Linked DNA regions of Mus musculus: all the other regions are linked to region 3. A link is a loop called in an ENCODE intact Hi-C map of the cell type or tissue named here. Cell type or tissue: heart. All regions are shown on one strand.

What was found. A loop is a pair of places that touch in the nucleus more often than their neighbours do. Peaks named below come from ENCODE experiments on the same cell type or tissue, not always from the same donor. Only the 100,000 strongest peaks of a DNase experiment are listed, where the experiment ranks them.
Region 1: it touches region 3 in a loop (2.3-fold over the local background); 2 of 42 quality-filtered maps call a loop at or near these places.
Region 2: it touches region 3 in a loop (2.4-fold over the local background); 14 of 42 quality-filtered maps call a loop at or near these places.

What each region holds. Positions count from the first base shown.
Region 1 is chr15:82,043,250-82,045,749 of GRCm38, forward strand. It overlaps Snu13 (SNU13 homolog, small nuclear ribonucleoprotein (U4/U6.U5)), which reads right to left. Exons shown (of 3, transcript NM_011482.4): 2 at 648-768. Among named protein-coding and RNA genes, the nearest start is that of Snu13, 3.1 kb to the right of the region's middle. In heart, a CTCF peak has its summit at 1,153 (motif pointing left); no DNase peak of the experiment used is centred here.
Region 2 is chr15:82,051,545-82,054,044 of GRCm38, forward strand. No RefSeq gene overlaps it. Among named protein-coding and RNA genes, the nearest start is that of Snu13, 5.2 kb to the left of the region's middle. In heart, no CTCF peak of the experiment used is centred here; no DNase peak of the experiment used is centred here; H3K27me3 peaks cover 725 bases.
Region 3 is chr15:82,124,938-82,127,437 of GRCm38, forward strand. Mei1 (meiotic double-stranded break formation protein 1) reads left to right here. Exons shown (of 31, transcript NM_028897.3): 29 at 1-44; 30 at 216-328; 31 at 1,677-1,877. The coding sequence ends at 1,722. Among named protein-coding and RNA genes, the nearest start is that of Ccdc134, 1.7 kb to the right of the region's middle. In heart, a CTCF peak has its summit at 1,302 (motif pointing right); a DNase peak (open chromatin) is centred at 1,964; H3K4me3 peaks cover 314 bases; H3K27ac peaks cover 342 bases.

The DNA of each region.
Region 1 (2,500 bases), 82 kb before region 3:
CAGATTTCTAAGTTCGAGGGCAGCCTGGTCTACGAAGTGAGTTCCAGGACAGCCAAGGCTTCACAGAGAAACCCTGTCTCAAAAAACCATATTAAAAAACAAAACAACAACAAAAAAACCCATAGCCAAACGTGGTAGTACACATCTGTAATGACAGAGATGGAGGATCAGGCTACCTAGTAAATTTGTAAGGCCAGCTTGGGTTCACAAAGCTTTCTCCAAACAAACCAACAAAACACGAAACCCCTCAGCCTGCTCCCACTCCGCACATAAGGGAGATATATCTAAGAACCACTGAAATTCATGAATCCCACAATGTCAGAGAATGAAAAGCATTAAAATGTCTTTGTTTTTGATGGTTCTGAAGAGCGGTACAATTTAATGACAATGTGTTTCATTGGTGGGTAAAAAAGTTCTTGGGATGCACAGGTACCCAACCACTTAGGTTTCGGTAGGAGGACTGCTTGGGTTGGGGAGTTTGAGGCCACCCTGGGAATACAGGAAGACCTGTCTCCACAAATGAAGACAGAAGAAAGTGAAAGAGAAAATAAAATATCCCCAAACCCAGTCCTTCTTCAAAACTAGATATTCAGAGACCGCTGAAAACGAACCTTCAGCACCCCATCATCACCCTGTGGATGTCTTACCTTCATTGGCTCCTTTCCGAAGCTGCTTGTAGTTACATGACTGTTGAACAAGGTCCAGCAGCTTCTTGGTGAGGTGGGCATCTGCGAGGGGATAGGCCTTCGGATTCACATCAGCCTCTGTCTATAGGGAAACACAAGAGTCAAATTGGACCAGAAGCTATTTCAGATAAATTACAAAATATCAACAACTGAGATAATGAACAGTTTGGTCACACACATAACCCTGCTACAGTCAGGAATAAATGAGACCCAATTTCAAATTACTCCCTAGACAGTTGGTGGTGATATACAACTTTAATCCTGGCAGATCTCCTTTGAGTTCAAGGTCAGCATGGGGTCTACAGAGTCAATTCCAGAAAAGTCAAGACTACACAAAGAACACAGTGTCAAGCAAACAAACATCCAAATCACCACACCCTAGCAATGCAACAAAGAAACCAACTAAGTACAGACAGAATGTGAGTATTAACATATGCCAAACTCTCTCCAATGCCCTCTTCTGGTCTCCAAGGGCACAGCAATCATGTATGATTGCTACCTATGTAACAAGGATTCCTACCATCTAGTTTTATTCTAGAAAACTAATAATCAACAAGCTCATGGAGACAACCATATCCACCACCAAACTCACCAGCTCAAGATTCCTTACCACAACGAACCAGTTCAGAGTGTCACACTCAAACTTATAATTATTTAAGATATCCTCTAATTTTATTTTTTTAAGCGCACGCGCGCACGCGTGTATATGTGTGTGTGTGTGTGAATGACAGCAGGGCAGTTGTGCATGCCCAACTTGTGTAATCCAAGCACTCAGGAGGCAGAGGCAGGTAGGGTTCTGAGTTTGAGGCCACTCTTACAGGCTAAGTTCCAGACCAGTAAGACCAACAAGACTGTTTCAAAACAAAAATCTAAAAAGCAAACAAAGGGTGTGTATGTTTTGACTCAGTGAGATTAGATTGTAAGAAAAGTTTCCCTATTATTATTAGCTACTGAATTTAACATTTGTTTCAAAAAATGAATGAAATAATGGCGTGCAACTGCACAGACAAACACTGGTGGGGTGGGATGGTACACCAGTGTACACCAGTGTAGTCCTAGCACTGGGGAGGAGGATCTATGCAAGTGTGAGGCCAGGCAGGAACACAATGAACCTGTCTCAAAATACGGTAAAAGAAAACTACTGGGGCTGGTGAGATGGCTCAGTGGGTAAGAGCACCCGACTGCTCTTCAGAAGGTCAGGAGTTCAAATCCCAGCAACCACATGGTGGCTCACAACCATCCGTAAAGAGATCTGACTCCCTCTTCTGGAGTGTCTGAGGACAGCTACAGTGTACTTACATATAATAAATAAATAAATAAATAAATAAATAAATAAAAAAGAAAACTACTGAATTATACTGGAAACAAAAGCCCTTTATGGCACCCAGAATGGAACATTTAAATTCTATTTTTATTTATGTATTAATGTACTGGGTTCAAATTTTCATGGTGTCTTCTAAGCCTTACTTATTCCATTTCTTTGGCTTTATCACTGGTTTTCACTATTTTCTCCCTCTACTGGTTTGAATTGACTTACTTCTCTATTCTTTTTTCCTCTACAGAAATTTGCTAGGTTGCCTGGGCTGGCTCTGAATTCCTGTGCTCGATCAAATAATTACTTTCAAGTAATCTGACCTGCAAATGCACGCCTAGCTTTACCTCTAAGGTCTCAAATGTTAAAAAGCAATTCAAGCTGGGCAGTGGTGACGAACGCCTTTAATCCCAGCACTCCGGAGGCAGAGGCAGGTGGATTTCTGAGTTTGAGGCCAGCCTGGTCTACAGAGTTCCAGGACAGCCAGGGCTACACAAAGAAA
Region 2 (2,500 bases), 73 kb before region 3:
CCATCCTTGCCAGGCTAGACACACCCTTCGCTTGCCATTTTCTGTAAAACCTTGTCCCAGTGAGTGTTCAGGGCTTTTCTCCACTGGAACTGTCTTGTGGGTTAAGCCCCAAGCTTGAGCTTGTGAATAAAGAGATCCTTGTGTGATTGCATTGGCCTTTCGAGGTTCATGAACACTTCCTGGTGAGAGACCAAATCTTTCAAGTTCAGACTGCATTTCAGAGAACTTAAATTCAGGTAAACTAGCAGGCCGGTACCTAACTTTGATTTCTAAGTTACCCCCCAACAAGACCAGTGTCTCCTCGATCTCCCCCAACAAAACCCGAGCCTAGCTCCAGTTTCTAGGCTAACCCCAACAAATCCAGAGTCTCCAAGTTAATTGCCAACAAGCCCACCTTATGACCACCAATGCAGAGGGAAGCAGAAATTAAGTTTAGGGTTTGACTCACAGCTAAAGGCCATAGTAGCTTTCCAATTAGATGCTTGCCAGGCTAGAACCCCACCCCCCAACCCACATAGGCTTGGAGCTTTCTAAAAAGCCTTACCCTGATAGATTTCTGGGGCTCTTCTCCATTAAAGCCATCCAGAACTGGCAGGCGTGGAGCCCACACTCATGAATAAAGCCTTGTTGTGATTTACATCTGATTGGTTCCTGTCTGGTTTTTTGGGTTCACTAACACTTCCCTGCCAGTACACTGGTATGACAGGAGCATCGCATTATCTAGGCAGGCATGGCAAGGGTGGCACTGAGAGTTCTACATCTTGACCTGAAGGCCGATAGGAGAAGACTGCTGTCTTCCAGGCAGCTAGGAGGAGGGCCTCAAAGCCCACCCCCAAAATGACACATGAAGTAGAAATTTAAGGGCTCTTTAGAAAGTCAGTTGTGTTGGATGGTGCTGGGGCGAACACATGAAGTAGTGTTTTCCTGAAGCAGATACGTGAATGAGTGTTTGGCTGAAGCAGACACAGGTAAAAGGATGTTTTGCTAAAGCAAGCGCGTAAAAGGATGATGAAGGATTTTTGCTAATGACACCCATGTATTGGTCTGCCTTGTTGAGCTCCATTTGCCATGATTCCATAGATAGAAATGCACCAAAAAACCCCTGGTGGTGTGTTGGCACTTCTTTGCCACTCAGGCCATTGGCAGAATGATGTCAGCTGATACAGACTCACACTGTTTTGTTAAGACAGATGTGCTGAGGGCAGACACATGCTGAGTCAAGCACCGTGGAGGACACGTGATGTCTGGAGGGCATAAATCGGCTCAACAGACTATGAGAGGGGCTTGTTCGTAGAACTAGCTCTGCTAAGCTTCTTGGTTTCCTGTCTTTGCTGATCTCTGCATCGTTTCTGTCATCCCTGATGGTTCTCTTCCTCCTGCTGACTTGTGCCAATCTGGCTGAGACCTGGCTATCTCTGTTAAGTCACCACTGTTGCTATCCCAACACGGTGGAACTGGATTGGTGGAAGTTCTGTGAAGTGTCTGCATTGCAAGTGGATCAAGCTACCACTGCTAACCTGCAAACTGCTTATTTCCTGACAATGCAGATGGGATTTGCTCCAAAGAACAATTTCTAAACAGATCCACTTTCCCCATATCCTAATAACCTTTCTTTTCCACTACCTCTGGTGGGTGGTGGGCTAGAAGGGAGGTTAAGGGGTTTAAGAACCGTGGTTAAAATTAGGGCTGAGAAAAATTTAAAGCAACAGAGACACTTCCTCCAACAAGGCCATACCTACTTCAACAAGGCTACACCTTCTAATAGTGCCACTCCCTAGACCAAACATGCACAAACTATCATGGTATCTCTTCATACAATCTTCCTCGATTACTTGACCAAGTCATTGTCCTTACTAGAAAGAGTCACAGCTTTCTTGCATTTGCTCTTTGGATCATTTGTTGACTCTGTATTCATTCAAGCACACAGGAACCCTCCCCTGCTCCCTCTTTTTAGTTCAAACTCATTTTCCTTTATTAAAGTCCAATTACTATGGCTTGATACTCAAAGGGAAGTTTGTTCAAAGGAAACATTTCCAGGTGACTGTTCCAGTCGAGCAGCGATTAGCAGTAAGGCCTTGCGAAGCCCATCAAGGGGAGTTCCCTTGGTCAAGGCCCAGTTCTTTCCTCTAGATTGGAGATTCCCAATTCATTTAAAGTTGGTCTAAGTTCCTGGATGACATAGGGGTGGATTTCCTTATGGAGTCCTGTTCTGTCCTTAACAACCTCCAAGGTGCGAATAGTACTAGCAGATTCACTTAACTGTCTACCTGCTCCTAAAGCAGCGATGATTTTGGGCTCAGGAGCCAGATCACAGCCAAGTATATTCATCCCTTTATGAAATTCCCAGGCATCAAGTCTGGCTTGTTGAAGTATGTCACCCGGTGAGCATCTAACTCCTCATCTGTCTCATGTGACCTGTGAGAATGGTGGTGGGGCTGGGAGCCAGGACAGGGTGCAGGAAGCCTCGGGCAGTCTCGAAGACAGGTTGAGTTTATTGGGT
Region 3 (2,500 bases):
TCTCAAACGATACACTCCAGGCCCTGCATGGCTTCCTCCTGCAGGTGAGTGGAAAGAGGGTACTGTGTAGCTAGCTGTATGAGGCCAGGCCCTCAGGACCATCTTCTCTGCAGAAGGTGGAAGCTCTGGCCACTGAAGCCACTGGGAAATCAAAAGAATATGGGAGGTGAGGGACAGTTAGAAAGGGCATAACTTTCCTGTCCCTTCTTCTTCAGGTCCAGAGCATGGGTCTCCTAAATGACCAACACATGACCCAGACCTTGCAATCATCTTTGGAAGGCCTTTGCTCCCGCACCTTCCCAGCCCAGCCACTCTTTCAAGACATGCTGTATCCTTTCTTGCCCTGGGGCCTTTGGCCTGGGCAACATCACCAAAGCCACAGAGATATGTAGCAGTATTGTCTTAGTCAGGTTTCTATTCCTGCACAAACATCATGACCAAGAAGCAAGTTGGGGAGGAAAGGGTTTATTCAGCTTCCATACTGCTGTTCACCACCAAAGGAAGTCAGGACAGGAACTCAAGCAGGTCAGGAAGCAGGAGCTGATGCAGAGGCCATGGAGGGATGTTACTTACTGGCTTGCTCAGCTTGCTCTCTTATAGAACCCATCTTATAGAAGATTGCCGGCCCAGGAATGGCAGGCACCACCCAAAATGGGCCCTCCCCCCTTGATCACTTCTCAGCCTTATTGCTGGATCTCATGGAGGCATTTCCTCACCTGAAGCTCCTTTCTCTGTGATAACTCCAGGTGTATCAAGTTGACACAAAAAATCAGCCAGTACTCAGCCCAAGTAAGGAGCAGTAGTGGTTGGTAAGTCCCTAAAAAGGCCTAGGTTGAGACCAGTCATGACAGCACATGTCTGTATATCCCAGCACTTAGGAAGCTGAGAATATTATAGTGCTGGTGTGTGTGTGTGTGTGTGTGTAGGAGAACTTCCTTTTTTTTTCAATCCTAGTTTATTTATTTATTTATTATTTATTATATGTAAGTATACTGTAGCTGTCTTCAGACACCCCAGAAGAGGGTGTCAGATCTCATTATGGATGGTTGTGAGCCACCATGTGGCTGTGGGATTTGAACTCAGGACCTCTGGAAGAGCTGTCAGTGCTCTTAACCACTGAGCCATCTCTCCAGCCCAAGAACTTCCTTTTTAAAAAGATTTTATTATTTTTATGTACATGAGTACACTGTAGCTGTATTGATGGTTGTGAGCCATCATGTGGTGGCTGGGAATGAAGGTTGCCCACTCTGGTGGGCCTGGCTTGCTCCAGCCTCAAGATTTATTTATTATCTAAGTACACTGTAGCTGTCTTCAGATGCACCAGAAGAGGGCATCAGATCTCATTACGAATGGTTGTGAGCCACCATGTGGTTGTGGGATTTGAACTCAGGACTTTTGGAAGAGCAGTCAGTGCTCTTAACTGCTGAGCCATCTCTCCGGCCCCAGAGGAGAACTTCTTAGCCCTACTGGCTACTCCCCTGGCTATCTTCTCTTTTCATGGAACAGTTCTCTGTTATATGCCAACTGCTGGTCCCAGTTTTGGAGTCCGTGCCACCAATATTAGAAGTATTCATACTCTTCTCTGACCATTGCTACCCTTCTGGGGTTCTGTGATATCCCTCCCCTCCCCCTTCAGCTCTGTTTCTCTTTTATTCTCCTCTCATGATTCACGCCAGCTGCCTCGGAGGTGTGTCTGTTTCCCAGGCTCACATCAGAGGCTGAGCCTCAGGACATAAAGGCCCAGAAACAGAAAACAATGAGACCTGCAGACAAATTCCGGGCATAATGGTTGAGGGGGAAAACAATATCAAGCCTCTCTCTGGAGCTATTTTACACCACAGTGGAAATGGAATTGGGAAATAAAATAATGCATTAACATTCCTGTGTGCACTTTCACTCTGAGCTCATCTTCCTGGAACTTGTTCCTCAGCTACACAGCTGGACACTGGCTTGTTTCCGCAAATGATGGAGACAGACTGGAGAGTGAGAGCATTTAAGGAGCATGTGCACCAGGCAGTAGTGGCACACGCCTTTAATCCCAGAACTTGGGAGGCAGAGGCAGGCGGATTTCTGAGTTCAAGGCCAGCCTGGTCTACAGAGTGAGTTCCAGGACAGCCAGGGCTATACAGAGAAACCCTGTCTCAGAAAACCAAGGGTTGGGGCCTGAGCATGTGCAAAGTGCTTCATAGTTGTACATAGAGAACATGAAGAACCCCTGAGCTGGGAAGGCCCCAACATCAAGGGCCCCAAGCCTTGTGGTTGGACTTTGGAGAAGCACTTCACCTCAAGTGGACATGGGAAGAGGTACAAATCTCAGGGGGGAATAAAATCAAACCCACTTCAGCCTCTCTGGCTCAAGCCTTTTCTATACTCACGTGGGCAATGGTCATTTAACGTCTACCATCGCCGGCTACTGGCAGAAAACTCTGCCCGCACCTGTTTGTATATCAGCCCAGCCTGGGCTTTGCGTCCTAACTGGCCACTCCGCCGGTCTTCCCCG